2 separate regions of the Homo sapiens genome follow, and region 2 is linked to region 1. Evidence: chromatin loops called from intact Hi-C (ENCODE). Cell type or tissue: PC-9. All regions are shown on one strand. Links, peaks and the distances in the headings refer to the core of each region. The heading gives the core; the rest is flanking DNA. Region 1 overlaps LOC105371956 (a long non-coding RNA gene). Region 2 has its middle 400 kb from the start of METTL4.

Region 1 (17,004 bases), core at 5,889-13,888:
ACAATCCATTTATACTTTTTTAGTTACTTCAAAATGCACAATTAAGTTCTTATTGACTGCAGTCACACTGTTGTGCTGTGAAGTAGTAGGTCTTGTGGTTGCCTTTGTTATCCGTGTTCCCATGCCTCAAATCCTCTAAGGTTGCCATTTGTGGTACCCATTTCAGATACGTTCCCCAACATTGTTGATGATGATAAAGCAATGGATAGATCCAATAGTCTAAAGTTGTCACAAGAAAGGGATGGTGATAAGGGGATGGGGGAGTGAGACTATCATATCACATCTATCTATCTGTCTGTCTATCTGTCTGTCTGTCTGTCTATCCATCCATCTATCTATCTATCTATCTATCTATCTATCTATCTATCTATCTACCTATCTATCTATCATCTATTTGTCTACCTACCTATCATCTAATCTACCATCTATCCATCCATCTGTCTTCTAACTATGTATCTCTATCTATAGTTCCTGGCTTCTATGTATCATGTTCTTTACTTGACCCTTTCACGGAATTAGATCATTTCATTCTTAAAGACTGTATGTAATACCCCTATTTTACAGATGAAGAAATTGAGCCTAAGAAATAGTACATCTTTTTCAGACCTGAAGTCAGAGTTTGTAGTCAAATTAGTCTGACTCCAAAGTATGTAGTCTTTCCCTTTACCACACAGCTCTTAGGCTGGGTCTTTTAGTTTTTGGCCAGATGTCTACTTGTTAGACCAGATTATTGCTGTTTTAAGATTTTTCCAGATCATCTCTGTAATGATCTCAATAGAACATTTGCAAATTAACCTCTGTCTTTCTCAATACTGGTTGTGTGAAATGTAATACATTAAAAAGAAAATCTATTCTGTGTAGGCAAATAAAGGTGTAAAACTTGAAGGGGATGCTAAAGATAAATTTTGCTTTTGTTTTAGATGAACTGTGTAATCAAATGCCATTTGTCTTATTCTGTGGGAGTTTTGAGAAAAGCAGTGCAGAGAAGACCGGAGAAGCCATGCCTGTTTTTCCATATACAACATAATTAGCATATTAAAATAATTTTAATGATAATATGCTTACTCTATAATCAATTAAAGTTCCATTCTAGGGACTTACCCTATTAGGCCAGTGCTTAGCTTTATTATGTAGAAGGAACAAGCTAGGTAAGGTATCTCACCAATTTTTGCCTCATGTATTTGTTCTTTACCTGATGTATCTCTCAGAATATCTGGTTACTGTGGCAACAGAACATATCAAAATTTCATCTAGGTAAATAGATGCAAAGGAATTACTTATTTTAATATGCATATTTTTTCCTTCAAAGTCTGTTTTCTACTCAAGCTGATTAACTAACTTTGCCCATAAAAATTAACTGATTTTGCCCATAAAAACCAAGATAGGTTGTATTGTCTTTACTCACGGTGCCAAGAAGTGTAAATTATGTTGCCAGAAATAAATCACAACACAAAAATGAATGAACTCAATAGCAATCAGCATCATATATAATAGGACCCAAATGAACTGTTTGTTCATTTCCTACCACTTTGATTCCATGGATCTTAGTTGGGGGGACTGAGTTCTTGAGAAGAATACTCTTTAAAGAAGGATTTCCACAGGTTATTGGCTAAAAAAGCAGGGGCTCATGTAAACGATGCTTTTTTCTTTTTCTTTTTCTTTTTTTGGAGGGAGGAGAGAATGAATTTCCCAAAAGTTCCATCCAGGATTTATCATGCACTTTCTTTTTAATAATAGAGGAACTTAATGTCATTAACAGCTATGACCTGTAAATTTTGTTTGAGACTACTGCATTTGCTGAAATTAAATTTTTACTTCCAAATGTGTAAACACATCTCAGCTAGGGCTTTTATATAATCGTACTCTTGCTCTGCTTGCTTACTGGTATTTATGACTGCTTGCTTCTGTTAATTGGCTAATGTTTGTAAAGTGCCTTTGAGATGAAAAGCTAATGATCTCTGTAGGGAGGAGGGTGTGGGTGGCTTCCCAACAGCTCCCTAAGGGTGTCTCTTGGGGCTTTGACTGCCAAGGCTTGCTTGTGGGCTCAGGGATAATGAGGAATCCCTTAAGACTTCAATGTCCCTGGTTCTCGAAGTCTTTTCCATTTGGTTCTCCTGGCTTTTACAAAGTCACTCCTTGGAGGAAGTAAAAATCATCATTCCTGCAAAGCTCTAAGACTTTTTTTACCCACTTACCACTAGAGTTTGCTCTAACGCAGTAGGACAGCATCTCTTTGCTATTACAAAAGAACTAATAGTAATAGAAACACATAAACAAGTCCAAAAGATGTTGCTCTTCTTATTAGAGACATATGTTTTATTATTTTATCTTTTTTTTCTGTCGAATCAGGTTAAAGGGAGCTATGTTTTTATTTATTTATTTTTGTGTTTTGAAAGGTAGGACATACTTTTGTTAAAAGAGGTTGACTAAGAAAACTGTAATTGCAAACCAATAAAATTTTCACCCATTTATACAACAAACATATATTAGAAGGGAAAATAATTTTTTTTTAAAAAAAGTAATGTATTATCATTTAGATAAAGCTACTGATTTTTTTTGTCACTGTATAGAAATGATATTTAGAATTTTCATGCATTACATGATTCCCATGCTGGGATTTTTTGGTTTTTAAATAATATTAAATAATACTACCGGTGTCTTTGTTGGCCTACATGCTGCTTTTGCTAACATCTTATTTTTTTTGCATTTCCTGCATCTCTACATTAGCATTGCACAGTCACATCCCTGGTCACTGGTCTGGGATACAGCCCCTTGGGGACTCCCTCCCGGGGTTTGTACAGTCAGTTCTGTAGAGGAACGTGGTGTCCAAAGGGACCACACCACTGCCTGGATTCTCCCATGGAGACCAAAGATTTTCCAGCTATTTATTTTTCATCAGCTGGTAATTGCTGGACTACTTAGAATGAGTTTCAGAAGCATCATTAAAGATACAGAAAAGCTCAGTTCAAAGACATTCCTTACATCAATTTTCACAATCAAGAAAAGTTAGAAAAAGCTGAATGCCCCAAAATAGACTGGCTGAATAAATGATGGTGCGACCACTTAATGGGCTATCATGCCATCATTAGGACAACATGAGGAATGCTTATGCTTATGCTATGATGTAAAGTAAACAAAAGACAATAGAAAAGTGATAATAAAGTATATTCTTAACAATATAAAATATGCATAGAAGCTGCCTGTAAGGGCACGGTGGCTCACGCCTGTAATCCCAAGGACCTTGGGAGGCTAGGGAGGGTGGATCACTTGAGATCAGGAGTTTGAGATCAGCTGGGCAACATGGTGAAACCCCATCTCTACTAAAAATGAAAAAATGGGCCGGGTGTGATGTAGTCCTAGCTACTCCGGAGGCTGAGGCAGGAGAAGCACTTGAACCTGGGCGGTGGACGTTGCAGTGAGCCAAGATCACATCACCGAAATCCACCTGGATGACAGAACAAGGTTTCAAAAAAAAAAAAAAATTGTAAGGAAATATAATAAAACATTAAGATTGATCATTTTCTTCTTAATCATTGTTTCATATGCTTTGAAATTTTACGATGAGCAAGTGTTTTTCCTTTTTAGTAATTTTCCTTTTAAAATAATTACATAAAACATACAAAAACTACAGAGAATGATATAAAATAACAGATATCTTTGTATTCATATGAGATCTTGCATGATTTTGTCTCATTTGCTTAGATATTTTCAGTTATTTTTTTGAGATAAAGTGTTTGATTTCTCTGTCTTTCTTCCTGGAAGTAATCACTATTCTGAGGTTTATGAGTTTTATGTTTTTGTTACATGTGTAAGCTTTCATAAGTGTTGTATAATATTGTTATGTGTATTTTAAGCTTATACATAACAATTGTTGTTCTACATGTCATTTTACAATTTACTTTGTTTAGTCAACCTTTACCTTTAAGATTTATTCATGATGCTGTATGTAGAGCTACTTCACTTTCAAATGCTCATATATAATCCCATTGATCCGTTTATCAAAATACAACCATTTATCCATTCATTCTCCCAGTAGGATACACTTCAAAGTTATTTTAGACTTTTTGCTCTTGTAAAATGTTGCATTTAATATTCTTATGAGTCTTCTCTACACATATTTGAGTTTCTCTAAATGTACCTAGAAGTAGCATTACTAGTTTGAAAATATCCATATCTTAACTCTACTAGATTTTACTAAATTATTTTCCAGTTTATACTCCCAATAGCAGAATACATGAATTACTATTTCCCTACATTCTTGTCAACTCTTGAAATTAGACTTTTAAATATTGGCTAAGTGGCTAAATATGAAAGGACATCTCGTATGGGTTTTTATGTACTTTTCCCTGTTAATTAGCTTTTAGGCTCCACTTTGATGTGAATTGCCTGTTTCTTTGCCTATTATTCTGTTAGGTCATTTTTCCTTTTCCTACTGGTTTTTTAAGCATTTATGATATAGTTGAGATACTAATTCTTTGTCAGTTTTATGCATGGCAAATATTTTCTTCTGGTATGTAGATTGTCTCTGTATTTTAAGAGTTCCTTTAATGAATAGATGTTTTAACTTTTAATGTAGCAAAATTTATTAAAATTTTCTTTACAAGGTTTTTTTGTTTCTTATTGAAGATATATTTTGCTTACCTGAGGTCATAAATACATTTACTACTTTCTTCTAAAACAATTGTTTTTGCATGCTGTGTGATGTAGAAAGCTAAGTTAATTTATTCCTGTGTAGCTAACCATCATCCTGGCACCACTTCTTATTAAATAGTCCATTGTGACCACACTGATTTGTAATGTTGTCTTCAATTTATGACAACTTTTCAAATGTGAGAGATGGTTTGGTTCTGAACCCTTATCTTTAATTTGTCTATTTGGTTGTTGTTGTTCTATTACAACACTATCACAATCACTACAGCCTTACAACATGCTGGTATTTGCTAGAGCAGATCGGTCTATCTTATTTTCCTTTTTAATAATTGTCTTGCCTGTGCTGGACAGTTTATTCTTCCACATATATTTCATTATCATCTTGTAAAGTTATTTAAACAATGCTTTTGGAATTTTGATTGGATTTTGGTGATATTTAGAGATTAATTGGGGAAGGATGATATAGTTACTATATTGAGTTTTTCTATCTAGGAACAGTTCATTTCATCACTTAGGTCTCGCGTATCTTTAACATTTTATAATTCTTTGTATATTTTTATTAGATTTCTTCCCTATTATTATGTGTGTGTATGTGTATAATATTGTTACACGACTACATTTCTTAAATTAAAGTGTCTGGTCTATAGGAACTCTGTTGATTTTTCTGTATTAATGTTGTTTTCATCAACCTTGTTGACATCTTTTATTAGTTATGAGTTTATCTATAGATTCTTTTGAGTTTCCTATGTAGAAAACCATGACTTTTACAATAACAAATGTATTTCTTTTTATCCACTATATTTTGATTCTCTTTTTCTTGTGTATTGAGCTAACAGAGACTGGCATCTACACAATGCATTCTTCTTTCTTAAAAATAGAAACACGATGTGCCCAGCTAAAAAAACTACATTTTGCAGCCTCTCATATAGGGATGACAACTGAGATGTATATAGAAGTAGGTGGGTTGGACTTTCAAGAAAGTTCTTTAAGGGGAAAGATAACTCCAATGATAAGTGCATCCTTTTGCCTTTTTTTCTGTCTTCCTTTCTGAATCTTGGATCAATGGATGTGATGTTTGGAGCTCCAGCCCCCATTTTGGCATCATGAAATTCCCCTGAGAATGCAAGCAAATGTTGAGAATGGTGGAACAGAAAGGAAGAAGAACTTGGGCCCTGATATATTTATGGAGCTGAAATTTTAGGTCAGCACTGACATCAGAATTTCTTTTAGGCAAGAAAACTAACTTCCACCTTGTTTAAGGCACTATTGGTAATGTTTTCTGTAACACACAGCCAAATTTAATCATAAATGTACATAGTGCTGTGTTTCCAGTAGCATTTTTAATTAAAAAAGTGATAGAGGGTATGGTCTTTTTCTCAAATTTGGGAGAAAATGCTTCCAGTTTTCACTATAAAGTTTGCTGTTTGCTGTAAGTTTTTTGTAGAAATCTTTTTTCATCATATGTTTTCTTTCTTTTCCTAGTTATCTGAATTTTATCAGGAATGCTTGTGGAATTTTATCAAATGCTTTTTCTGAATCAAATTTTTTTCTGTATTATTTTATCTACTAATATGATTATATTAATAAATTTTTCTAATTTTAATCTATCCTTTCTTTTCTGGGATAAACTCTAAGTGGTTACTATGAACTGTCTCTTAATATAACATTACTTTAAAAATATATTGCTTGGTTTGATTTGCAAATATTGTATTTAAAATTTTTGTATTTATATTCAAAAGGGAGGAATGGCCTATACTTTCCTTTTTATGATTGGCTCATCTGATTCTTTTGTTGAAGTCAATTTCATGAAATGACTTGTGAGCGCATTTCACTTTCTATTTCCCAGAACAGTTTGTGTATAGCAGTGGGGTTATTTTTTTTCCTCGATTATTCATATTATCTCATCTGTAAAACTGCCTTGGTCAGTGATTTTCTTGCAGGTAAAATTTAAATTCTTTTTAAATTATAGAAAAGTTTTCAATTCTTTTGAAAAAATTTGATTTTAAGTTGTTTCATGTTCTGTTTTTTCATGAGATAATTTTGCTACCTTTATATTTTTTGAAAAATTTTCTATATCTCTAACTTTTCATATTTATTAACAGAAAGGTGTTCCTTATAATGTCTAATGACATTTTCCTTCTATTTTTGTCTGTATCAATTTTTTTTGCTAACATTATTTATTTATGTCTTCTTTTCTTTTATATTAGGCGATATCCAGAGATTTTTCTATTTTTCTTAGTCTTTTATTTAAAAAACACTTTAAAATTTTATGTCTTTTTCTGTTTTCTGTTTCATTAAATTCTGCCAATTTTCTTCCAACTTTCTAGGGCTTATTTTATGGTTATTATCTGTCTTTGTGAATTAACTGCTTACTCAGCTTTTTTCTAATATAAACATTTACACAATACATCATTCTCTATATTCTGTTTTGGTTGTGCTTCACAACGTTTTTTTTTTTTTGAGACGGAGTCTCCCTCCGTCGCCCAGGCTGGAGTGCAGTGGCGCGATCTGGGCTCACTGCAAGCTCCGCCTCCCGGGTTCACGCCATTCTCCTGCCTCAGCCTCCCGAGTAGCTGGGACTACAGGCGCCTGCAACCACGCTCGGCTAATTTTTTGTATTTTTAGTAGAGACGGGATTTCACTGTGTTAGCCAGGATGGTCTCGATCTCCTGACCTCGTGATCCGCCCGCCTGGCCTCCCAAAGTGCAGGGATTACAGGCGCGAGCCACCGCACCTGGCCTGTGCTTCACAACTTTAAAAGATAGTGTTTTTATTCTCTTTTAATTCTGAGTATATTCCAGTTTACATTATGATTTTTTTTCTTTGATCTGTAGATTACTTCGAAGTATGCTTTTTTATTTTTAAAAGACTTTCTGTCTTTTAGTATCAATCTATGTTTTACGTTATTGTTTAATCAATTTTTATAGTGTTGTTACTTTTCTAAACATGTTAAACATTCTTTCTGATTGCTCTGTTGTATCAGAGGATGCTAATGCTACTTCTCTCTATTTTGTTGTCTGTTGATACACTCTTGATTGCTCATTTTTCTGTTTCATTTATTTTTAAAAATTGCAAATGCCTCTTGAGTGTTGTTTGCTTAAGTGTGGGAGTTTAGTGCATCTTGGATTATGGAACTTCTTCAAAGTATTCTTGGTTTTGCTTCTGCTAAAATTTTAGGGAGTTCTCATTAAACATATAGCAGTATTTACCTTAATCTCCCAACTTGGGAATCTTATACCACCCAGATTGCTAAATGTTCCCCAACACTCACGTAAATTGCAGATTTGGAGTTTTGCTTCTGATAATGGAATTACTTTTCCCCAAAGCCCTCACAGAAGTAATTTCTCATGTTTCCCTGGAGAAAAATTGGTAAGAGAGTTTCTAGACCCCTGTTCCCGGAGAGGTCACCCATTATAGGGTCCTGGCGAAATGTGTGAGTCTTGGTGTCACTTTCCTGCCTTTCGAGACCCTGTGGCCATGCATCCATGTATTTCCTCCCAGGAGTCAGGGACTTATTTTAGGACTAATATTTCCAGGGGACCAGGTTATTGCTTGTGTATCAGGAGACAAGCTTATTGCTCTGTTTTTGAGTTCCTCTTCTATTTCTGGCACCTGTAGATTTCCTTTGCTTTTTTCCAAGTTTACCTATTAATCTTATTTGGTTACATTTTAGCCAGCATTTCTATGTGGTGTTGCTGACGCTGTAAATTTGAAGTCTATATTAGCACTGGATCCACGGAAACTAATGTAATTGGAGAGGGAGGAGAAGGAGAAAATAATTCAGAAATACAGAGGAGCTAGGCAAGGAGCGGTGATAGATTGCTCCAGAAAGGCAGTAAGTATCTAGCATCTTCCGGGGAGCCCCTGGGGGCCTATCTGACCTGTTTGTTCTTTGGTTATGGAGTACTAAGAACAGGGCTGAGGCTGGTGCCCTGACAGAGTGGGCATTTGCTGCGCTGACTTCTGGAAGTCCTCAGTCCCATTGTTGACTAAGTGCCAAGATCACGTGGTAGGACATGTTTCTAACAGAAAAGGAAGCCATGCTGCTGCTGTGCATGTGCTTACACTGAATAGGAGTGAAGTTTTGCATCTTCTAAAATGCATTAAAGAGTGATCAAAATTACAGCCCTCTCTGAATGAGACTCTCCTTTAACACAACTTACATTCGGTAAGTGCCTACTATGTTTCAACAAATAAGAGATGGGTAGGTGGGTCTCTGAAGCTGTCAGCTTAGCAGAGGAGGTGGGAGCACACAGCCAAGCCTAAAACAATTTGAGGCTTGTTATGAAAGTGATATGAACAGATGCTGTTGGAGCAAAGGCGAAGGAGGAATGAATTGGTTGATTCAAATGAGGGGGAGTGATGTGGTAGGGAAATCTTTCTAGGGGCAATTTCTGAGCTTTGCCATGTAGGATGAACGGGAAACTACCTGTGGGGAAGGAAGAGAGGCAATGTAATCTGAGCAGAAGAGCTGAGACCTCCCTCTGCAGGGTTTTCAGACCCCTGTTGACCAATCCACTGGAGCTGGAGCCTTGGGTATTGTCAGAGTAGAGGAGGCTGGGTCCAGATAATAAAAGACTTTGAGTGTAACAGTTGCTTTCATTTGTTTGGAAGATGCTTTTTCCTCTTACCTTAGGGAAAATAAATGTTTATATCAACTCAGTACATGCCTACATTTGGATTATATTTTGGTTCCCTTAAAGTCCTTCCTATATACCTAATTTATTTATTCAAATGTAATAATGTTGGGGAAAATAAGGGGGTTTGAAAGTCTGTTGCACAAAAACCATTCAAAAATATAATTTTTAGTGATTATCGTAAAAGCATAATACAGTAACTTTATCTCTGAATGAGATAGATATAGATTAAGCAAGGGTATGCAGTTTTTACTATGACAATTTCACATTGCATGCTATTTATACTACTTGTGATTTTCTGAAAGAGATACCAATCAGACTTGCAAATTAATGTGGTTAGCATTTTACTCAAAAATAATGATTTTGTTCCTCACCTTTATTTATAGTCACTGCAAAGTTATAAAAAGGAACAAGGGGGAGAACTTTCACTAAATTGGTGAAGTTTATTATAGTACTTTTTAGACTAGCATGATGTAAGAGGAAAGATACTAGGAAATACCAACCCAAAGCCTTTTAATATTCATTTATAATTGTATGTATGTTAGACCCCCCAATTCACAGGAGAACATTTATTATTTTGGTCATAGTTTTAATTAAAAATCAGAATAAATATGACTTTCTATTGCCATGCTTGTCAGTTTTACTTAACCTTTTGTTCCTTTATTTAAAACATCTATTTTCCTACCTGTCTATTTATCTAGGTAGCTTAGCATCTACCGCTAGTCCTAGTGGTCACTGAATTAAAATATAGTAAAACATAATACCTGGTTCCTTTGATCAATGCCTTGCTGTTCTCTACTTTTGCTTGCCTGGATTTTGGTATCTATGTCATCTTCAAGATGGATCATCCCTGGTTTGAATTTGTGAATGCAAGTTCATTCAGCAGTCTGATCATGTGTGGTGTTTTTGCAAATGTGAATGAATAGAGATTAACTTCATGCCACCTACTGCAATAATTTCTCTTGTAGATTTGAAACTAAATTGCAGAAGGGGATGTGTGATATATGAATATGGCATGATGCTTTTCTCCTATCTCCTTGTTTTCAATCCTTAGAAACCTGAGTATTTGGGAAAAATGCAAATTCTGAAAAATCTTAATAATTTTTCGAAGACCACTTTTGGTAAACTTGTAGGTTTCAACTCTTACAATTAGGAGGAAGAAATTGCAATTATTTTGGTGAATTTGTTAAAATTTTGCAAAAGATCACATACACTAGATGAGACTCAAACAACTGAAATGTAATTGTTTAATGAAAATGGAAAGTCTGAAGAGAGTATTGTGTGGTGGTGCCAGCCCCTGAAAAATGAGCAAAACAGCTCCTTGTCTCACATAAAGTTATTTCATTAAATCGGCCTTTCGATTTTAAACAACCTTTAGAAGCAGAATCAGAAAGACATTTTTAAGAAATGAGGGAGGAACGATGACTCAGAGGATGAACAAGCACAAAAAAATTAGGAGAGGAAATTATTACCTGGAGGCATTAAATATAACAAACTTAGCTGGTATTTGTCACAGCAGTTTCAACGTTATGCACAAAAGAAAACACATTTAGCTATTGGTTTCAAAACAGCGAGGAATCACCGAATCTGGAAGTGGCACTTCTTATAATGTTTTCATTCACACAGCCAACACTTATTAAGTGTTATTATTCATGAGGCACTAAGTAAAGCAACTCCTGTTCTAAGGAGCTCCTAGAAGTGCTGGGAGGTGTTAGGAGGTGGGGGAGAACAGTGAATTCCTTCAGGGTGAAGGGTGCAGGGGATGGGCAACCCCAAATATCAAAGCTAGTGGGGTAAGAGCTGCATGCCCTTGGCTGGCTTCGACCGGCTTAGCCTTTCCAGATTATTTACATTTATTGTGCCTGCCTGTGCAGGCCATTGGATTTAGAATGAGCCTTCTCTCAGAGCCAGGTCCAGAGAGCCTCTGCAATGCACTAGCCTTCACAAGTGCTCAAGAGGGAACAGACAGCTTGCACAGGTGTGGTGAGACCAACGCCCACCATTGTGGATCTCAGGACTCCAATCTGCTATAGTGTAGAAGGTTCTTTCTGCAGTGGTTCCTGGGGGCTTGTCATTCACTCGTCCCCAAGGAGGCTACATGCAAATTAGCTAAACCTCACGGGTTAGTGATTGGCTCTGGGAGGGAGATTTGGCCCTGCTTTTCCCACCCATTTCACCACAGCTTTCATGGAGATGTAGATTAGGAAGCCCTCCCTGATTATAAGATCCTGATACTGGGGCCATCCCATCACTCTGACTAACTCCTATGTGGGTCCCACAGAATAAAGACAACTTGTGACTTGAGCCTTGAAGAGTGGGGAGGACTCAGCTCGGTTGATCTGGGGCAGGGCAGGAGGGGTAGATGGACTCCAGTAAGCACCAAGGAGCAGGGTCATGTTAGGGTATCTTGCAACAAATTTTAAGAAGCTGAGAATTGACACCCATAGGCGAGGGAGGAGAAGCAGTGCAAAACGAGGCTGAAGAAGAATGCAGGATTCACACATTCAGGACCTTGCATGGGAAGTAAGGGTGTGAGACTTTGTTTTGAAAGTGATGGAGAGACATGGAAGGGTTTTAAGGAAGCGACAACATTTGCTTTGTGTTTCAGAAAGAATCATCTGAAAGGAATGTGGAGATCAGAGAAAAATGATGGGAAAGTTACCACAGCCTGCAAATGAGAAATGATGAGAGCCTGCCTGGGGTAAGGCAGTTGTGTGGGACGGAAAGGAAGCACTAGATGAGGCAGATGCTTAGGTGGAGCAAGAACAGGGCAGGAGAAGCAAGTAAAGGAGGGGACTGAGGGACGAAAGGGGCCTAGAGCTCTGGAGGGCTTCTGGCTGGGTGGCTGGGTGGCTAGTGGGGCCATCATTGCAGGAAGGGGATCAGGAATAGATTTGAGTCCAGATAAGACAATTAGGTTATTTTTGAATATATCAAGCATGTAGTACTGGAGATATTCACTGTGCACAGAAGTTTGTTGTTCTGGAGAGCTGTCATCCTGGAGTCTTGGATTTGGGCAGGTGGTGGGTGTGGTCAGCTAAGGATCGAATGGGGCGGACATATGGGGAGCTGGAGCCAAGACCCAGGATTATCAATACTTAATAGACATTTTAATAAATAGCCATAAGCACATTTCTATTAAATTAATTCCTTTTTTCTTTCTTCTTCATGTTGCAATATGACCTGTTTGAGAGAATATTGAGCTGAACTCCTTGGGCATGAATTGGGATCTGTTTCTGGAGGGGTAATTGGGGGTTAGCATCTCTCGCCTTCAATGTCTCATTTTAAAAAGAAGGGATTAGACTGCTTCATCTCAAATCTTACAATGTTATAATTACAGGACTTCTTATGAAGTTGCTGGAGGTGATGAAATGAGGGAGTCTTGTGCTTTCTTCATTTTCTACTGTTGTTTTCTACCTCTGTTTTCTCAGAGGTTTTCTGATCATTGGCAGTGGATAACAGAAGGAAAGTCACTCAAGGGGCACAGGAAAATTTCCTCATATAAAGAATAATCTCGAATGCGAAACAGTGCAAAGGTGGAGAAACTCAGAGATAAGCAGCTACCTGCACATATGCCTGACTCAAATAATTTCCTTCCTGGGTTTATATTTGGACTTGGTGTGCCTACTCTTTGATACAGTGGCATACTTTAAAGCACACTTTCTCTGTGGTCTTACTAATTTTTTTTTTTTAACGTTTCTTTTCTTGGCCTGTTTGCCTCATTTTTCCATTTTAAATAGATTTTTTAAAAGAGAAGTTTTAGGTTTGCTGCAAAACTGAGCAGAAGGCACAAAGATGCACATATACCTACAAACACAACCTCCCCAGACATGCACAGCCCCCCACTGTTGACATCCCCTACCAGAGTGGTGTCTTTGTTTTTTGTTGGTTTTTGCTTTTTTTTTTTTTTTGAGACAGGGTCTCCCTTCTTGCCCAGGCTGGAGTGGACTGGTGTGATCACAGCTCACTACAGCCTTCACCTCCTGGGCTCAAGCGATCCTCCCACCTCAGCCTCCCAAGTAGCTGAGACCCCAGGCGTGTGTCACCATGCCAGGCTAATTTTTTAAATTTCTGGCTAATTAAAAAAAATTTTTTTTTAGAGATGGGGGTCTCTGTAAATTGCTCAGGCTGGTCTTGAATTCCTGGGTTCAAGTGTTCCTCCCTCCTCAGCTTCCCAAAGTCCTGGGTTACAGATGTGAGCCACCACTCCCAGCCAAGAGTGGTACATTTGTTGCAATCAATGAACCTATATTGACACATTATTATAACCCAAGGTCAATAGTTCCCACTGGGATTCGCTCCTGGTTTTTCTTGTCCATTCTGTGGGTTTGGACAAATCTGTAATGAACATATAACCACCACTACTGTATTATACAGGGGAGCTTCACTGTCTTCAAAACATTCCCTCCTCTATGTATTCATCCCTTCCTCCCCACTGTGCTCTATGCTCTTATGTTTTAATTTAAATCATATCACATGTCTGTTTGGTTGCAATTTTCATTTATCTTACAGATTTGAATGTGCATTAAAATATGCAGGGAATATTTTAATAACCTAGATATAGTAATAATTTTTATTCACATCAAAAGCTTCATGATGTAGATTATTATTATTGTTTAGCTTATAATGATAATTTTAGTAACAAGTTATAGTAGTTGGAGCTTCACTGCTATCAAAAGTTTTCTAGTTAAATTAGGCTAGCCCCCCAAGTTTTTTCAGGAGTCATCAAGGTGAAGAATATTAATAAAAACTGCTTAATCAGGTAAACAGACAAAACTGTATCAGTTTATAGAACAGGTTGTTTCTGTTTTAGCACAATAATCTCCTTTATTTTTTGTCACAGTGAATAGTTACCTGATATCTAGGGTCAAAAATCTATGACTTGAAAGCCACCACCTGCATTTGTATTAAAATCTTTTGGAAGCTGGGCGTGAGTGTGTCTGTGTGTGTTTCAGTGTGTGTGCATGCATGCTCAGTACGTTTCAGCACATGAGATGGAAATAAGAAATAAGCAAAGTGTAGTGGGCAGGAGAGGATTGCACTGAATTTTTTATTTGTTTATGTATGTATGTATTTATTTATTTATTTATTTGAGATGGAGTCTCACTCTACCACCTAGGCTGGAGTGCAGTGGAGCGATCTCGGCTCAATACAACCTCTGCCTCCCGGGTTCAAAGCATTCTCCTGTCTCAACCTCCCAAGTAGCTGGGATTACAGGTGCCTGCCACCGTGCCCAGATAATTGTATTTTTTTGTAGAGACGGGGTTTTACCATCTTGGCCAGGCTGGTCTTGAACTCTTGACCTTGTGATCCGCCCGCCCTGGCCTCCCAAAATGCTGGGATTACAGGCATGAGCTACCGCACCGGGCCCTGAATTTATTTTTTAATGATAGGAAAAAAAAAAAGGAGCCGTAGAGAGATGACAGAGCCAAATGAGGGAGAGAGAAAAATACATTAGGTAGAGCAGCAACACACAGATGCAGGAGGAATTGGGTCATTGTGGAGGAATGTTGTGGAGAGTGGCTAACGGCACCAGGGTCCCCATGGTGGAAACCACTTTTTTTCTCTAATTAGGATCTAAAGAGTGCAGAGCAGTATTGGGTGTGTGTGTTGCTGCGACTCACTGCCTTGCCTTTTCTCCCTAGCCGAGAAATAGAGGATTCTTTACTCATTACTTTATTTGGATTTTAACCAAGGCCAGGATCTGTTACTTGATATAGGAGGTTGAATTTTTCTTACCTTCCTCTAACCTGATTATGAGGGCTGCTATTGTTTTTAGTTTAAGCTAATCAGTCCAGGGTTTCTTGATTTAGGCATCTCACTAGAAAAATCTTTCTGAACCTTTCCCAGGTGGGAGAGAAGTTTCCTGGATTAAATACCAGATTATAAAATAAACTGGTCTTAACAACAAAACTTTTTTGGAGCCCAGAGTGCGTAGGTTATATGAAACCAAGTAGGAATGAAGCATAAACATTGAACTACAATCCTGCCACATTTCACATAACTTATTTTAAGGAATATTCATATTTCTCATAGTAATCAAATTAAATTTTATGAGTGTCTTTGAAAAATTGTACAATGCACCTTTCTGCTTTACCTGATTTAGGAAAAAAAAAACCCATTCCAGGAAAGAATGTAATTGAATAATTAGGATGTATTGCTCTGGTGCTAGTGGCATGATCGCTTTTGAGGGATGAAGGGTAAGAAAATTGTTTAATAATATATGTGTCCGTTAACTTGATATTATTCTTCAGTAGACTCTTACCAATAGTGCTGTCTTTTTTCTTTTTCTTTCTTTCTATTTTTTTAATCTCTGATACCTGCTAGAGTGCCTGACATGTAATAGACACAAATATCCTTTTCTGGATGAATGAATGACAGGGACAGAAAAGCTTTTGTATTTGAACTGGAGAAGAACATCATAGCAATGATGAAGGTAACAGTGGCCAGACACAGTGGCTCACACCTGTAATCTCATCACTTTGGAAGGCCAAGGTGGGTGGATCACTTGAGGCCAGGAGTTTGAGACCAGCCTGGCCAACACGGCGAAACCCCATCTCTACTAAAAACGCACACAAAAATTAGCTGCGCATGTGCCTGTAATCCCAGCTACTCAGGAGGCTGAGGCATGAGAATCCTTTGAAGCCGGGAGGTGGAGGCTGCAGTGAGTTGAGATTGCACCACTGCACTCCAGCCTGAGCAAAAAAAAAAAAAGAGATAATAGTGATAAAGGTAAGAGTTAATATTTATTGAGGGCTTACTATGGCCCTGGCACTCTTTGAAGTATTTCATATGTGTTGACTCATTTAATCCTGACAATAATTAGGCACATTATAGATGAGGAACCAACGAAGAGATACAACTGCTAAGCAATTTACACAAGGTCTCACAGCTAGAAAGTGCTGGAATCAGGACTTGCACCCTAAAAGTCTAGCTCCAAAGACCATGCTCATTCACCACCAAGCTAAACAACCAGCTCAGGCCCTGCCCCATTTGTTTTAGGTGTTGTGATGAAAGCAAACACTACTCTCGGGTGAGCTATGGTCATGCCTGCAGTGGACTTGGGCTATAAAGATGGCGTGAACATTGACACATGCAAGGTGGTATAGGAAGAACTTCAGGTAGATGGTGGAAAGGAGACTCTGGCTGTAAGCAGGGAGCTCGTGGGCCTGCATGACTTGCACACAGCAGATCCTGCCCTGTAGTCCAGCTTCACTGACCTGGGACGTTTCCAAGAGCCCTGTGAGGACCTAGAGGGTCAACAGGGGCCATATCCATTTTAATGGTCTTATGCCCATGTAACCTTTGCACCATTTCTTTGCTCGTTGGAAGCAAGCTGAAGTAAAAATAATTTTCAGCTGAATTTTAATGATCATTCTCCCCAGTCTTCCAGCTTGGAGTAGGCGTGGTGACTGTTCATCATTTTTCTCATTTGTAAGATAGAGGTGATAATAATCCCTGCCTTGCAGGGTTGTTGTTTAAATTATAGGACCTACTACATGTAAACCTTTTAGAAAAGTGCTTGGCACATAGCAAGTACTAAAAAAAAAATAGCTCATTGTATAAAACTTTGTATTCATGAAACTTCAGTTTAACTGTGTTACTAGCAGTTGGATAATTCCAGTTCAACTGAAGGAAAGCAGGGAGCCGTTGATCTGAAAACTCACATTATCAGTTTACCCTGCCCTAAGTTGGGTAAAATGGAAGGATTTAAAAA
Region 2 (17,004 bases), core at 3,009-11,008, 56 kb before region 1:
CTTGACCTCAAGTGATCTGCCTGCCTCAGCCTGCCAAAGTGCTGGGATTATAGGCATGAGCCATGGGGCCCGGCCAGGCTCACTCATATCTACATTATTTTTCAGTTATCCAAAGCCTAAATAACCCTTAGAAATAAAATAATCTCAGTCCGTAAGGTTTGGCTTGCTGAACATAGTGATGAGTACATACTGAGGACACATTCTAGCCCCTCGATTGTGAGTCAAACAACCTTTATTGAGTGTATTTCTGATAGTCACTGGGAAGGTGAAATGACACGCACTTCAGTCATGATGGTGAATTTATGCCACATTTTTATCTGGGGCTCCATCCTGTTAGACAGAGTCTCAAGTCTATCTCCAGAGCCTTTAGTTTTTTCAGGTGGGGCTGTGTAGCTGGAAAAGATTGTAGACTTGACTGTCAGTCTGAGAGATGAGTGGTGTGGGAAGAAAGAGTATGTCTAAGAGCGGCTGAAATCTTGATGGCCTTGGGAATCGCGAGATTAAAGGGTACTTAAGATATGGCCTTGGGAATCGCGAGATTAAAGGGTACTTAAGATATGGCCTTGGGAATCGCGAGATTAAAGGGTACTTAAGATAGTTTCCAAGGAGTAAGAATGATGACTTTGTAGGGAGATATACTGTTTCTCTGTGGCCTGGTCATGATCATGGCTGAGGAGTTGAAATATGTGAATCTTTTCTATTGATGATGATTTGCTAATTTTTACTGGAGAATTTCTGAGCTTTCCTAGAGTTACTTTTATTTCCGTGTTGACTGTGGTTTTCTTAACTCTTTAACACAGTTCTTATTTTTTGTATTTTTCTGTTCTAGAAACCATGTATGGGTGCCTAGTTTCATTCTTTTAGTAACAAATGGCTTGGATAGTCATTCAGCTAGGCTGAAGCAGTCAAGGTGCCCACAGACCAAGTGTAGTGATACCAGCCAGTGGTGGAAGGGACACTGGCTCTGTGATGAGAGACGACCACCGGGTGAATTCCTCTACTTCCCCGGGTCAATGCCTCTACTTCTCAGGCATCCATTTTTTGAATTTGAAAATGGAAATAATGCTACCTTCTTACCTCCCAATATTTTTGGGAAGGTTGAATGAAATAGTGTATAGTGGAGTATTTGCTAAATTTCCAAGGCTAAAGGTAACTATAATAAAAAAAGTAAGAGACTGGAGCACTGAAGGAGCACTTAGTGAAGTGGGAGTATACTGACAAGCAAAGGACCATTAAGAAAAACCTTTGTAAGATGTGCATCACTTGAAGAGACCCTATCTAGGGTCTCTTCCTCATAACTGCATCTTTGCAACATGCTGCTAAGTCTTCTTATAATGTTAAAAATCACTTTGTTAGATCTTACATGTATCCCTAAGCAGAATGTGCTAATTTTCTGCATCCCCAGATCATGCGATAGAGCTTTAAATGTCTGCCAAATCATGGGCTAAAGTTCCTTCAGTTTTTGTATTCAGAGCTATTAATTTCCAATTTAGAACCTGTAAATGCTTTTGCTTCATTTTCAGAGCCCTTTTGATAACCAGTGAGGATCTACCTTTAAGCGTCAAGCACCTCTTTCCAAATACCCAGAGTTACAATATACAACATGTCTTTGACATTGCTTAGAAGGGGTTATTGGGGCCATCTATGTATATTTCAGGGCTTGTAGTCTATCAGTGGACTATGCGCTTTGTTCTTTCCTTTACATATTTACTTCTCAGTACAATTCATTCAGAGGCACTTCTGTGGCAGCTCTATCAGCCGTAATACTAAAAGCAAGAAAGTTCTTGTGATGTTCAACCAATAGCTCAGGAATTCTCCTCTGTACTTATCCAAAAAAATTTGAAACTTTATTTTAATAACCATCCTCCTAAAATGTCGGGCAACATGACTGCTTTTCTTGATGCTTTGCACTTCACAATGTACTTTTAAAAAATAGCTCAAGATGTGAGTTCTTAGGTAGTTGATGTATTATTCAGAACAAATTCGTTTGAAGGTGCATCAATACTTTACTGTCGGAGCCACTATTTCACGTTTCCTTTGTTTTAGTTCACTCAGTATCTGGGTCTTAGAGTCTAGAATTCATAGTGATGTGTTCATTCTGTTGAGGAAGAGTGTCTTTTGAAACGTCATTCAAAAAAGCAGAAGGCTTGCTTTCCTTTCTTTGCAGCCTTTGCTTAAAGAACTTAGTTAATTGAGCCTACTCAGAACTTTCATGTGGCCTGAAAACTGTATCTATACCTTTCCACTGCACTCCATACTCTTGTGTTGTTTAACCATTGCCACAAGTGAGGAAGGCAACAGGATCTTCAAGATCCACAGTTTTGACCATTCACTGAGTACTGGCATTCATGTTGCCAAAGGGTTAAAGTATTTAACAGGACTCTTTATGTCCTAATCTGGAAAAATCACATTCAATAATAATTTAGAATTTGGAGTCCTCTTTAATTTTCTCTCTTGCAAATTTGACTAGCAATTAATATGAAATGGAATGAAATGGAGTTAGCATTTGTGAAAGTTCCTGCAAAAGTCAAATTAGACAAAGTAGAAGCATGTAGCCTATGCCTCATGGATATCAGCATTGAAGTGTTGTGAAGTCAGACTAAAGCAAGCTTCAAAACGTGTTTTGTTATAGCTCAGCATGGAGGCAATGCTTTTGACCTCGGCTGTTAATTTGCAAAATGACGCATCCAGAGCAGTATGGTAACCAAGGCAAAAATAGCCTCCTTCTTGGCCCCTTGCCTGAGAGCACAGCCTCAGAGTTATGTTGGCAAATTGAAGCAGTCAGCATGACGTCAGAAACCATGCTTCAGTGTGCAAGAGGTGATTGTGAAAGGAAACAGTCACCAGGATGGTTACATTTTAGGTGAAGCCACTATAAGCTGACTTCCTGCATCATAAAGAAAAACTGGGAGAAGCTGGTTGTTTTCAATTCAATAGTGTGCCTACCACCCACTAAAATCTCTGCTTCCTTACAATAACATATATTCAAGATGAGAAGTATAGATTGACTCTTTGCACCTCGTTAAGCTCATCCTCTTGTCTTCCAAGCAGGAACTTATAAAAACTGTGGTAACTGCCTGAAATTATGTCATAGTCCACTGAATAAGTGAATGCAGTTAAAAAATCTTCATAACAGTATTGTTTGAGAAGTTTTATAGCCAAGTTTTTACTTTATTCGTAAGACTTCATTGGTACAACCCGCAAGTAGCAGAGATCAATTCTTTCCACATTTCTTTTGTGTGTGTGTGTGTGTGAGAGAGAGAGAAAGAGAGAGAGAGAGAGAAGGGTCTTCAGTGTGCCTGGGAGTCATGGAAACAGCATAATTTGGCTTGGCAATGTGTTCCTTTATAGTAGAATTTTCCTGAAGATTGCAGTAAGATATTATGGAAAGAATTCTAAACTTGGTTTTGTATCTTACTATTTTGTGATCTTGGAAAGGTCACTTGGATGTTCTGATCTGGAATTCAGTTTCCTTATCTATAACAGCAGACTTGGATTAGATAAAGTCTCAACTTTCAACCCCAAACTCTGTTATATTCCACTGTACTATTAAAGTGAATATGTACAGCCTTGTGGAACAAACACATGCATGGGAGTCCGACTAACCCGGGTTTTAATCTCTGCTCTGTTCCTTATTTGCCATATGAACCTAGCAAACCTTCACTTTTCTGACGGTCGATTTCTTCATCTTTAAAATTGGAATGATAGCATTCCTTCAGGATGGTTGGAAGGTCTAAAAATAATATGTCAGAGAGATAGTATGGTCCCTGGCACAGAGTAGGTATTAAATATTGATAGTTCTAATTATTGACACTATGATAAAGGTTAGTGTTTTTTAAGTTTGACAGTGAGAATCAGGTGGAACTGAGCTTAGAGGATGTGGCTGAATAAAGAGGTGGTTGTTGAATAGGCCAAACTGTCCTGGTGACTTTAGTTCGTGATGGGGCCAGTGTTTGCAGGACATTTGTGTAACTGTGCAAGGTTCATATACTCAATGTGTGGCAAGTCAATACACTGAGACACCAAGTTGCAGCAGAGAAAGAGGTATAACTGCAAGGCAGCTAAATCAGGAGACAGGAGGAAGCCAAAAAGCTACCCCCCAAGAAATTTGGGGATAGAGATTTTAAAGGGTTTAAATGAGTGGTGGGAAGAGGTGTGGAGGTCAGTGATTTATCAAAGCATGCAGGGTGAAGTCGTGGGATAGGGACATGAAGGAACTGCATTTTTTTTTGCTGATTTGGTTTCTTGGTGAGGGTGTTCAGACTGATTGGTATCAGCCATTCGCTGGAATCCAGAATCTAAAAAACATCTCAAATAAAAAGTCTTAGGCTTCTGACACTCAAGATGTTATCTATAAACACAACGAGGAAGTTAGTGACCTATGTCCCAGCCTATGAGACTTTTGGTTAGTAAGCAGCTCCGGTGAAGTGGGTCAGAGGGCAGCTTGATTAATGCTTAATGGTATTTCAGTCCAGAGCCTGGCATCCTATTTTTATTAACCCTGTGGAAAGGAATTCATTTGGGATTGAAGACTCTATGTATTTTATTTGTTTTGCTCTTCCTGATTCCTTAAGAAAATGTTTCAAAGAAAGCCCTTCTGTCTCTCTGCTCTGCTGTTCCCCAGCTGTCACGAAGATAAACTCAGAGTCATATGGGGGTAATCGGTCCCAATAGCCAATAGGTAATTCCTGTTTGTTTACCTATATAAGTAGCTCCATTTCTCCATTTCTCACAACACCAAAGGCTCAGACTTTGGACACACTATTGTTGTTCTGTGATTTTAACCTACTATTAATAAATAATAGTTTTCATTTGTTGGGCTATAAGTTTGCCAGACCTAGTGCTTTAATACAACATACTAATAGTTCTACTTCTATCCACACAAAAGCCTGTGGGTGCTTTTGTTATTCCTTCTTCCAGATGAGGAGACCACGGCTCAGAAAGGTTGAGTAGCTTATAAATTTTATTTAGCCTAGAAGTAGGAAGAAGCCCATAATTATTTCTGAAATTTGGATTATTCCCACTAAGATTTACTATATCACATAAAATCAACAATGCAAATGTTTCTGTTTTTATGCATGAATCATAAAAATTAAATAGAACTAAAGATAGCTTTTTTCAATATTTTGAGAATTTTTAACCTCAGTTACCTCTGAGATATCTAAAGACACATAGAGGGGAACAACAGACACTGCAACCTTTCAGAGGGGGAAGGGTGGGAGGAGGGAGAGGATCAGGAAAAATAACTAATGAGTACTTGGCTTAATACCTGGGTGGCCAAACTCCCATGACATGTGTTTATCTACACAACAAACCTGCACATGTACCCCTGAACTTAAAATTAAAAAAAAATAAAGACACCCTGAATAGGTTGTCTCTCAAATAGCTTTGACACTGCTGACGGAAATGTTTTGCCAAATCAACCCATTTTAGCAATGAAAGAGCAATATTTTAAGTATCATACAGTAAAGCAGAGGTTGAATAAGGATCCAATTTTGAACTTCAAGTTTTCTATCTGCTCCTTAATCCCCAAGCTACCTGTCCCAAATTTATATGGAATCTGAACCTGTATTTCATCTTGGAATGAAAATTAAAAAGGGGGAAAAAAAGCAGTTTTAATGATGTCAAAGATTAGGACCTTACATTTTTTTAACCTCAAAATACTTTAGGTCAATTTTATACCTTCAGCCTGAAAATGTAGATGTATTTCAGTGTTCAGTTCATCCCTATACATCATGAATTTTTAATGCTAATCAAATTCTTTATGGCTCTTCATAAATCTTAAAAAACCTGAGTTGGAGAGCAAAGACATAATGCAGCTGAAGTTTATGGGTATCATCTGAGCTGAGCATTCACATAAAAAATGCTATAATCATGATTATGAGCAAATGTATTCAGGAAGAGAAAGATGGCAGACAGAACCTTAGCCATTTCAATTACTAGAAGAGAATGATCAACACCAACCCTGGTAAATGAGAATAACAATAACCAAATTCGTAAATAGGACCACTCCCTTCTGAAATGTTTCTAAAATATTAGATTGTACATGTATTTTACAAACAGGATGCTACCCTTCCTCATATGTATGTCATTGGGCAGGGCCCAATGTTTTATAATTCAGAGATTTAGAGAACAAACAACAAGCATAGTGTATGAATTAGGTTCCCGTAGCAGTAATGCAGCACAACAAACAACCTTCAAATCTCACTGGCTTAAAATAACAATGATTTATTTCTGGCTCATTGCTCTGCAGTTCAGCTAGTGTGGTTCTGTTTTAGGCTGTGGGTTGAGTTCAAGTCTGTTTCAAAGGTTCTTTGTTCTGAGATCAGTGGTTACCTGTGGCTTGTTCTTCTCATGGAGGGTGGCATACATTCAAAGGTGTAAACAGAAACATGCAATGCTTATAGCTGGGAATTGACACACTTTCACTTCCACCCACATTCCATCATTAAGGGCAAGTCACATAGCCCAAGTCCAACATCACTGGAGCATTGAAGTATCTGCTATGGCTCACCCTGTGGTCCACCATGACAAAGACAATAAGGGATGAAAAAATGAGCAATCTAGCATAAGTGCTACAATATAGCATAAACAGTGACTAAGTGTTAAGCTTTCTGAAGACACAAAGAAAGTGGAGCCATAAAGTTTACAACTGTGCTCTGAGCTGGGCATGTATCACTGCTGTTTCCAGTCACACTTGGGCTTGGCTCCTGTTTGTTTAGCTCTCTGGAAATCCTAAGGAAAATGGGTATATGGAGGGAGAAGAAAGAAAGGGGACATTCAGTGAGAGAGTTTTAACTGGTAGACTTCCATTCGTGGCAGCAAAGACACTTTATTAGATGTGCTACTGAGTCAGCTCAGCCCCAGAACTTCAGAGCTGCCCCTGAGTCTGATGATACTCTTTCATTGGCATATGTACTTCTTGAGTGCCTCTCAAGTTCATGGCACTGAGCTAGGTGCTCTGGAGAAGAAGGGAAGTAGTAGGGAAAATTAGGAGAGGATTTAGTAAATGCAGATAAGAGAAAATATGAAGTTTTGTACATGGAAAATCGTAAGGGGAGTAAAGAGGATTGATATTCAGGTGCTAACACTCCTGAGGAAAGAGGGACGTGAGAGAATGTTTTTGAAGAGAATAGGAAGACAGTAATGCAGGATTCAGTGATTCATTTATTTAGCAAATATTTGTGAGCATCTCCAGTGTTCCGAATCAGAAGCTATGTTATGAGTTAAGATACAAGGGATAAGAAGACACAGTCCTTACCCTCAAGTCACTGATGGGGAGTCGTACAAGTGGATAGGTAATTGTTAAACCACCTTTTTAGTGCAAAGATAATGAGACTATGAAGTCTTTCAAGAGTCTAAGGAAAGGTATGTAATTCAGGCCTGGGAAGTTTGTAAAAGCTTCTAGGACACTCTGACATTAAGCCAGGCTCCAAAAGGACTTAAGATGATGATATAGGCTTCAAAACAAAAATATTAGTGATAGTAGAGGAAGAAAGTCTAGAAGTAGCAAAAGGGAGCAAGGAGTTTACAGCATTCTGAACTGAATTGGTGAGAATGGAAGAAATAATAGCTTCCATAGAAAGGAAAGCCATACCATTTGGTGATGTTTCAATTATGGCTCACAGGTGCCTAAGTCTTAGCCAAGAATTTTTCCCACATATCAGTAAATCCAAGGGATAATGGAATGATCTAATAGGGTACTCAGTAGAAGGGGAGGATGGGGCTTGGTCATATAGTGTGAGAGTTGGTTGTCCTAATGTTCAGTCCATTCTTAGATTACAGAAATAGAAGAGCAGGTATCAAGTCTTTGCATGTGCTCATGAGATTCCACCTGGAGTTTTTAGTCTGGGAGTATATTAGTCAGGGTGTCCAGAGAAAGAGAACCAGTAGGATATTGTGGAGGCCAAGAGAGAACTTCCTCTTGGCCCTGTGAAGTTTGCTGGAAAGTCAACTCACAAAAGGCAGATTAATTGGAGAAAAGGCATATGAATCTATTTTACATGTATACACAGGAACCGTAAGAATGAAGACCCAAAGATGTGGGGGAAAATATCCATTTTTATGCTTAGGTTCCATAGAATATGGACAGGCCTGTAGAAATACGGTTGGACAAAACGTGTATTATCTAATGCTAATGGACCGTGTGGGGAAACTCCACAAAGCCTGTCTGTCGAGATTCTTCTTGTCCTCTCTGAGCAGCATTCCTTCCTTCTGGGGATGGGGCAGGACTCTCTCTGGAATGTGGGTCTTAGAACCTACAGTCAAACAAGGTAGGTCAAATAATTTCTCTAGGCCCAATTTTTACACAGGTAGAGCAGAGGAAAAGTTAGATCCCATTTTTCAGTTTTATGGCTGGCTTAGGGGAAAAGGAGTCCTGGTTTCCATGACTTGCCTTGGGGAAGAAGAATTCTAGTTTGTATGGCTAGCCTTAGGGAAGAATGGGACAGGGAGACAGGGGGACAAGGAAAGGTCAGAGAAAAACTTTTGCCTCTACGGCTTCATTTTGGGGTATTGTTTCTGGCCTCAATAAATACACATATTTATTATGAGGAATTGGCTCTTACAATTACGGAGGCTGAGAAGTCCCACAAATTGCCATCAGAGTCCCAGGAAAGCCCACGGTGTAATTCAGTCTGAGTCTGAAAGCCTGAGAACCAGGGGAGTCACTGGTGTAAATCCCAGTTCTAGGGCCAGAGAGATAAGATGTCCCAGCTCATGCAGGCAGACAGGAAGCAAAAAAAGTAAATCCCTCCTTCCTTCACCTTTTGTTTTATCCAGACCCTCAACAGATTGGATGAGGTCACAATGGGGAGGGCAATCTACTTTACTGAGTCCACCCATTCATATCCTAACACCCAGAAATAAAGTTTAATTGGGCATCCTGTGGCCAGTCACGTTAACACATAAAATCAACCATCACTGGGAGCATTCTATTAATAGCTATGTAGATGAATTAATAAAAGTAGTTCAGAGGTTAGAATCATTTTGATTGGGGCTGGCCAGTGGGAGGGTGCTGAGACCATCTCAGTTGTGGAGACTCTAACCCAGTGATGCTAGAGGAATTAAAGACACACACACAGAAATGTAGAGTGTGGAGTGGGAAATCAGGGATTTCACAGCCTTCAGAGCTGAGAGCCCCGAACAGAGATTTACCCACGTATTTATTGACAGCAAGCCAGTCAGAAGATTTACGAAAAGTATTCCTTATAGGAAGTAAAGGGATGGGCCGAAATAAAGGGATGGGCTCTGACTAGTTATCTGCAGCCGGAACATGTCCTTAAGGCACAGATCGCTCATACTATTGTTTGTGGTTTAAGAATGCCTTAAGCGGTTTTCCACCCAGGGTGGGCCAGCGTTCCTTGCCCTCTTCCCAGCAAACCAACAACCTTCCAGGGTGGGCGTCAAGGCCATCACAAGCATGTCACAGTGCTGCAGAGATTTTGTTTATGGCCAGTTTTGGGGCCAGTTTATGGCCAGATTTGGGGGGCCTGTTCCCAACAGGAGGGTTTTATTAGGACTTGAAGAATGAGTAGTTTAATTGGACAGAAACAGGAACTCAGTTATCCTCATCTCCAAATCCTTGCTTGTAGTATTCCATTCTTACCAGGAATATGTTTTTCCTTCTCTCACGGCTTTGTCCATATCCTATTCATCCTACAGGGGTCAGTTGCACTTTATTGCCTCTGTGGAACGTTTCTTCACTGTTCCAGAGCACATTCACTACCATTTTCTCAAAAATGCCACTTAGGGTCTGTCCCATTCCTTTTCAGTTTTATTATGTGTTCCTTCTTAATTTAGTGACGATTTCATTAAGGTATATCCTGCCTCTTCAAGTACTTTGCATGTTCTTGGAAGGCATGGGAGCACGCTGCGCATTGCTTCTACCATTGGGTTTTGAACATGGGCGTGAAACCGTCCCTACAGTGTTGACAAGTATTGCATGCTGGGTTCTGGGCAGAATATAGTCATAATTAAGCCTTAATCAGGCTGCACTTTGGCCCACTTCCTTGTTGCTAAAAGTCACCTAGCACTAGGTACTGACTGTATTCCCGTTGTGCCTACAGATAGGATCTCAGACATTAGAATCATGAGGCTTTTGTTTAAGAATTGCTTAAGATGCTTTTCAGATCATGAATTCCAGTGGAATGGCTGACTCCCACCATTCTGAAGACCCCCACAGAGAAAGAGAATCAGCATGAGAATACAGTTTCTTCATCTCCCTGTCTCATGACTTCACCCCACACTCTTCAGCCAATCAATGATCACCACACTTGGGCCCACTACAAAATCCTTAAAATCCCTGGCTCTAAACTCTTTGAGGAGATGGATTTGAGGTTTCCTCCCATCTCCTCATTCGGTGACTCTAAGATTAAACCTCTTCTCTGCTGCAACCTGGTGTCTCCGTGTATTGACTTGAGGTGTGCATCAGGCAATGAGCCTATTACAGTTGCAAGAACTTAAAGGATATTTAGTGAATAAATAGGAAAAGAAGGTGGTGACTAAAAACATTGATGGGGAAATAATGCATGAAGTTAGGGTCTGGTGGAGGTAACCTGTCTAAACATGACCTTAAATAGGACTTTTCTACAAAGTGAGAAGAAAAAAATTTCTTTGGTGAATTTTCAAATGTATAATTTAAAGCCTTATCATATTAATATTTAGCCACTTTCTTTCACATTTGGGGTGATTTTACTTTTCTCTGTGTGGGTTGTTATGACTTCAAGTTTGAAATTTTACAAATGTGGTTTTAGTGCTTTTAAGTTATGTAGCTACAGGTATGTTCAGAGTGCTTTTTCATTATGGAATGCATTTGTTGGGGATCTTCTAAACGCTTAATAATCATAGCTCAGACTACTTAGCTTGGTTTCGAGAAAAAGAAAAAGAGACACATCTAGGAAAGAAGCAGCATGGAATTAAACATTTTAAGGAATAAAAACTTAATGAAAGGAGATATTTAATCTCAGATGATTTGGGACAAATTCTGGAATATTTACCATACTCAAGCAACAGATATTTTTAATACAGTTTTGTTGCTGGAAAGGGATCCTTATCCAGACCCCAAGAGAGCGTTCTTGGACCTTGTGCAAGAAAGAATTCAGGGCAAGTCCATAAAGTGAAAACGAGTTTATTAAGAATGTAAAGGAATAAAAAATAGCTACTCCATAGGTAGAACAGTGGCATGGGCTGCTTAACTAAGTATACTTATAGTTATTTCTTGATTATATGCTAAACAAGGAGTGGATTATTCATGAGTTTTCCTGGAAAGGGGTGGGCAATTCCTGGAACTGAAGGTTCCTCCCCTTTTTAGGCCATATAAGGTAACTTCCTGACATTGCCGCGGCATTCGTAAACTGTCCTGGCATTGGTGGGAGTGTCTTAGCATGCTAATGCACTATAATTAGCATATAATGAGCTGTGAGGAAAACCAAAGGTCATTTTCATTGCCATCTTGGTTTTGGTGGGTTCTTTACCACAAGCTGTTTTGTGAGCAAGGTCTTTGTGACCTGTATCTTGTGCTGACATTCTATCTCATCCGGTGACTTAGTGTGCCTAACCTCCTGTGAATGCAGCCCAGTAGGTCTTAGCCTCACTTTACCCTGTCCTTATTCAAGATGGAGTTGCTCTGGTTTAAATGCCTCTGACAGTTTGACAACATGACCCTAGAATTTTATGATGTCTTATGCCACTGTCTCATTTTACAAGTGAGAATATGTAAGAGCCTTTTCAAAATCATAGAACATATAATGTCAGGGCTCCAAATTCTCAACCCGGTCTTCTTTTTTTTCATGTACAAATAATATTTGTTTTAGCATTAATAGTTGGGTGAGAGTCTTTCAACCTGAGATACCTACTTGCATTCATCAAATACTTTTTAAAGGCTTTTGGCAAGTTACTTTCTATATGCATGCCTCAATGTCCTTGTCTGTAAAAATTAACATAACTTTTGATATGTGTGCCACGATTTCCCTGTTTGTAAAAATTAACGTAATATTTGGCTTCTAAAATCTCTAAAAAACATTATAATTAATGATATTATTGAGATTAATGGGGATTAATGAGAAAATGCCTCAAAAATATTACATTCTTCGTCTGGAAAATTAGGAGGTTGGTTGAAACAGATGATATCTAACAGTATTTCTAGCTCTAAAGGAGACCCACTATTTCTGTATAATAAAAAACCTCTTTTCCCCCACTTTTCCTTGCTGAGTTAAGTTCATCCTTTGAAGCTCAGTACAGTGGACTCAACTTCCTCTTATTGCCCCTGGTTGGAGGTGGACAAACTGCTCTGTGTTCCTTGAATCACCTGTGTATGCTGCTAGCGTTTTCCTAAGTGTGTTACTCTTCCTCTATTTGAATGAGTTATTTGATGTTGGATACTATGTTTAATTTTTCTTTGTAACACAGATGCCTAGCACAGCATCTGGAATGAAATGGGAACCAAATAAATATTTATCAAATCAATGAAAAATCTAAGATTCTTTCAGCTTCTGCGGATGCCAGTGATGAATTGTTATCACTTAGACATAAATGATCAGTGTGTGTGAAATTCTAGATGATTAAGGGATATTTTAAATGGAGGGCAACCTCTCTGAACCTAGAATTGTAGCCATTTCACCCTCTAGGAAAAAAGTTTGTATTTAAAATAACTCACCTGCTAATTAATTGTTACCTGCATGTAAGTGGAGAACCATAAAGGGAGGGGACATATAATCAAAGATAGTGGAAGGGAAACCACCCACACAGGGTTAACAAGAATTACATGCTGGGTCCTGGACAAAAATATAGTTATAATTAAGCATTCATCAGGCTGCATGTTGGTCCACCTCCTCGTGGCTGCTTGCTAAGTGAAGGGAAAGTCACCTAGCACTACATACTGACCATTTGTTCCTATAGATAGGATCTCTGATGTTAGAATCATGAGGATTTTAAGAATTGCTTAGGATGTTTTTCAGATCCTAAATTCCAGTGGAACAGCTGACTCTAACTATTCGAAGACCCCCACGAAGGAACAGGATCAGCATGAGAATACAGGGTCTTCATCTCCTTGTCTGGTGACTTCACCCCACACTCTTTGACCAATCAAGGATCTCCACACGTCTGGTCCCCTATTGGTCCAAACCCCTTAAAATCCCTAGCCCCAAACTCCCAGAGGAGGTGGATTTGAGGTTTCCTCCTGTCTTCTCATTTGGCAGCCTTATGATTAAACCCCTTTTTCTGCTGCAACACACTGTCTCAATGTATTGACTTGCCATGCATCAGGCAACAAACCCATTGTGGTTATAACAAGAAAAGGAGGGTGAGCTCAAGGTAACACTGTTCATGTAAACTAAATCTATAATCATTACTGTAATAAATTTAGTGGTAACTATTTGCCATTAGATTGCCACATTTTATATAATGATTATTGAAATATTCTTTTTTTGTGAGCACAATGAAAACATGTTTATTCTTGAAAAAATATTAATGAAGATTGGAATAGTGCATATTGTCAACAAAAAGATACAAACTCTGTAAAATTTTTGAAGAGGTTTATTCTGAGCCAAATATCAGTGACCATGGCCCATGACACAGTCCTGAGAACATGTGCCCAAGATGGTCAGGGTGCAGCTTGGTTTTATACATTTTAGAGGGGCATGAGACATCAATCAAATACATTTAATAAATACATTGGTTTGGTGCAGAAAGTTGGGACAACTCAAAGCAGGGGCTTCCAGGCTATAGGTGAATTTAAACATTTTCTGGTTGGCAATTGGTTGAGTTTGTCTAAAGACCTGGGATTGATAGAAAGGGAATGTTCAGGTTAAGATAAAGATTGTGGAGACCAAAGTCTTTTGAAGTCTTATAGTGGCTGCCCTTAGAGACAATAGAGGACAAATGTTTTCTATTCAGATCTTAGTTCATTTCTTTAAGATTGGGAGGGTCTGGAAGAAAAAGATCTGGTTATGTTAACAGAGATGCTTTACAGATGCAAATTGTCCCCCCACAAAGAACAGCTTTGCAGGGCCATTTCAAAATATGGCAAAGAAACATGTTTTGGGGTAAAATATTTTGATTTTCTTCCTTGTCTCGGAATGTTACGCCAGAGTTAGGTTGGAAAGTAAGTCACAATAGATAGGGTTAAATTAAACCTTATCTGATGATAATTTGTGGTTTGTAGGGCATGACTCCCCAGACCCCTTTGATAGGAATTTAGGCAAAATAAAAAACCAGAGGTTAGTCCTCAGTACCCCCTCTTGGTCAAAAAGCATTCCATAGAATGCATATGTGGGCCAACAAACAACAGCAGGTTCCTCTAGGAAGGCTCATTCCCAGAGTTATCCGATTTGGTCATTTGGCAAGGTCCTACAGCGCCAGGAAGGCTCATTCCTAGAGTAGTCTGGTTGGTGGTAATAGTTTTAAATATTAGCAGTTTGGATCACGGTGGGGAGAACACAGTCTGACTTGATGTAATAGCCCACTGTTTAAGGTATGAGATGGAGTCAGGACTAGGGTTTGGTCTAAACATCCCAGATCAGATCCATTTTGCAAGCTATCATGATCCGGGCTTTCAGTAGTGCCTTTTTCCTTTTGCTGTATCTGGCATAACATTTACAAGAGCTATACAATACTAACACAGTGATGAATATCATTAAAGATAGTGAAGATTAGGCATCCAAGAAGGTTATAGGTAGAGTCACAGGGCAGTAAACAACCTAATGAGCCAAAATACCACTGCGTGCATTGTTACATTCTTTGATCGGACTCACTGTGTTTACCCTCTTTATCAAGGGCCATTTGAACTTTATAATAAGTCTTATTTGAAGATTGTAGGACTGACATTAAATCAGAATCCAATAAATTTAATCTGTCTTCTGGCCAATTTATCTCCATAGGTATAACATCCTGAGGAGGGTATAAATCAAATGCAAGAAATACCCTGCCTGGTCCTCAGTGTCTAAATTGTTAGAGACTTGTTAACAGTAGACAAATCTATTTTTCCCACCACTTCTATATTGCACCATATACTTGAGAGATAAAAGGAGACTTTGTCACAGGAGAAGTCATATGATTCTACAGTGTCATTTTGTTTTTTTCCCTCGGCAGAACTTCCTATGGCCGAGGGCCTTAAGAGTCGAAAGACTCATAGCCAATTAATTGTGCTAGGCCAGATAAAAATGGATGTGGACAGGCGTTCATTACTTCTTATACTTATTATTTTAAGTAAAGAAGGCCAACGACAAAACCAAAAGGCAAAGTTCCAAGACTGACTTACTTTTAACTTGTATATGTGGAGCCACTGTCAGCTTGGTTTTTGTTACATACTTTTAATAATTAGCTATATAAAACATACGCATTGTTCTGAAAAATAATTTAAAAATATATAGATAGATTTGTCTTCACAACTCATATTTGGGCGTATTATACTCAGGAGGCTTTGTTACAAGGTATTTTCATCCTGTTAGTAAAGAATTTCCTTTAATTCTATAGTAAGCAAACAATTTTTATGGTGGGGGTGGATGCAAAAGTGACACGTAATAATTTAGAAGACAACTAATCTTGTTTTACCAGCTGTTTAACGCATTTTTGTACCCCTTTCTTGATTTGGAGGGTTTGACCTTGACCTAATTTTATCCCTCAAAACCAGCCCTTAGGATCTTTTGCACCCACCTCTTCTGTGATAGTCCCTGGGCCTAGAGGGAGGCAGCTTGTGTAGTTTTAAAAGCAGAGCATTAGCAGTGAAACAGACCCAGGCCCAGTGAGATGCCAGATGAGGGAGATTCATATCTCTGGTCTTCAGAATACCATGATTTTTGTTTTCTTGGAAGTAAAACAAGGAGAGATAAATAACATTTATCGCTTGACAATTATAAGTGTAATTTGTATGTCAGAAGAGAAAAAGGAACCTATTCCATTACGGCACCAACTAAAAATATAAAGAAAAATTATAATCTGGTACTTTCTAGAGGATTATTGTAGCCAAGGAATAATTTAATCTGGTATTAATGTTATGCTTTTCCTTTGAAATGAATTTTTTAAACTATTACTGAACTTATGCAGACAACTATAATGTCATAAAATTACAATCTGAATTTTGGGGAACTCAGAAAGGTAAATTTGCTTACAAAAACATACTTTACCCAAGTAATGTAAAAGAAAAAGATTTTCTTGATCCTTCTTTAACCAGAGCTTTTCAAACAAGATGTCTACCTTGGAAATGCCATTTACAAACCAAACAGCTCATGAGAGCTACTAGGCACTGGAGAATTTAGCAGCTCCTCACAATTAGTCCTAGGAAAGAGGCTCTCTGTTTATTAGGTAGCAAGATTTTATGTAAACCATTTTTTTTTATGCTGGAACTCGTTTGGAAAACATTATTTCCATTAAGATGCGGGTAGCTTCAGTTAATATTCCAAAGCAAGGCAGTCAATGTCCCATCAAGCAGAAATTCTCTAGTTCAGTCATTGCCATTGAAAGGTACTTACAGTTTTTGCCATCATCCCCAGTAAAAGCTCCACATAAAGGGCTATGCAGTGGAGGGGTCATCCTGACTAGCACTCCAGCTTTTACCCTATATTTTGCGGGCTTAGACAATTTATTAGTTCCCATTTAGCATGTGCAATTAAGTATTTCTTGAAAGAACAGATTCATATGCCTTCGGTTTATAGTATTAGACAGAGGAAACACCCCCTTAGTTACATACAGTACCCATTTTCATAAGACTTTTAGGTAAAGGGGTTACAGATACCTTACATAAAGCTTGTTTAAACATCTTAAATTTTATAATTCTATTAACCTGTATGTTTTTATGTTCTGGTCTCAGGAACCCTTTTTCACCCCCAGACCATTTTACCTTTTCTGGTGAAAATGGTTGGGCTCCCAGCAGGGAGATGCATGCGTAAGACCTATGAGGGGTAGCAAATTTGAAAAGGCTTCTTAAGCAGTCTTATAATTCTGTGGGAGGGGCACCCATGTAAAGGGGCCCCGGTTAACCCCCCAATTTACCGTGACTTGGGTTATAGG

What was found. A loop is a pair of places that touch in the nucleus more often than their neighbours do. Peaks named below come from ENCODE experiments on the same cell type or tissue, not always from the same donor. Only the 100,000 strongest peaks of a DNase experiment are listed, where the experiment ranks them.
Region 2: a loop joins it to region 1, with 6 times the contacts of the local background. A loop is called at or near these places in 4 of 110 quality-filtered maps.

The regions. Positions count from the first base shown.
Region 1 is chr18:2,106,628-2,123,631 of GRCh38, reverse strand. It overlaps LOC105371956 (a long non-coding RNA gene), which reads left to right. Exons shown (of 3, transcript XR_935087.3): 2 at 11,896-11,988. Among named protein-coding and RNA genes, the nearest start is that of METTL4, 460 kb to the left of the region's middle. In PC-9, for the core only: no CTCF peak of the experiment used is centred there; a DNase peak (open chromatin) is centred at 10,761; H3K4me3 peaks cover 815 bases; H3K27ac peaks cover 1,493 bases.
Region 2 is chr18:2,159,411-2,176,414 of GRCh38, reverse strand. No RefSeq gene overlaps it. Among named protein-coding and RNA genes, the nearest start is that of METTL4, 400 kb to the left of the region's middle. In PC-9, for the core only: no CTCF peak of the experiment used is centred there; a DNase peak (open chromatin) is centred at 4,324.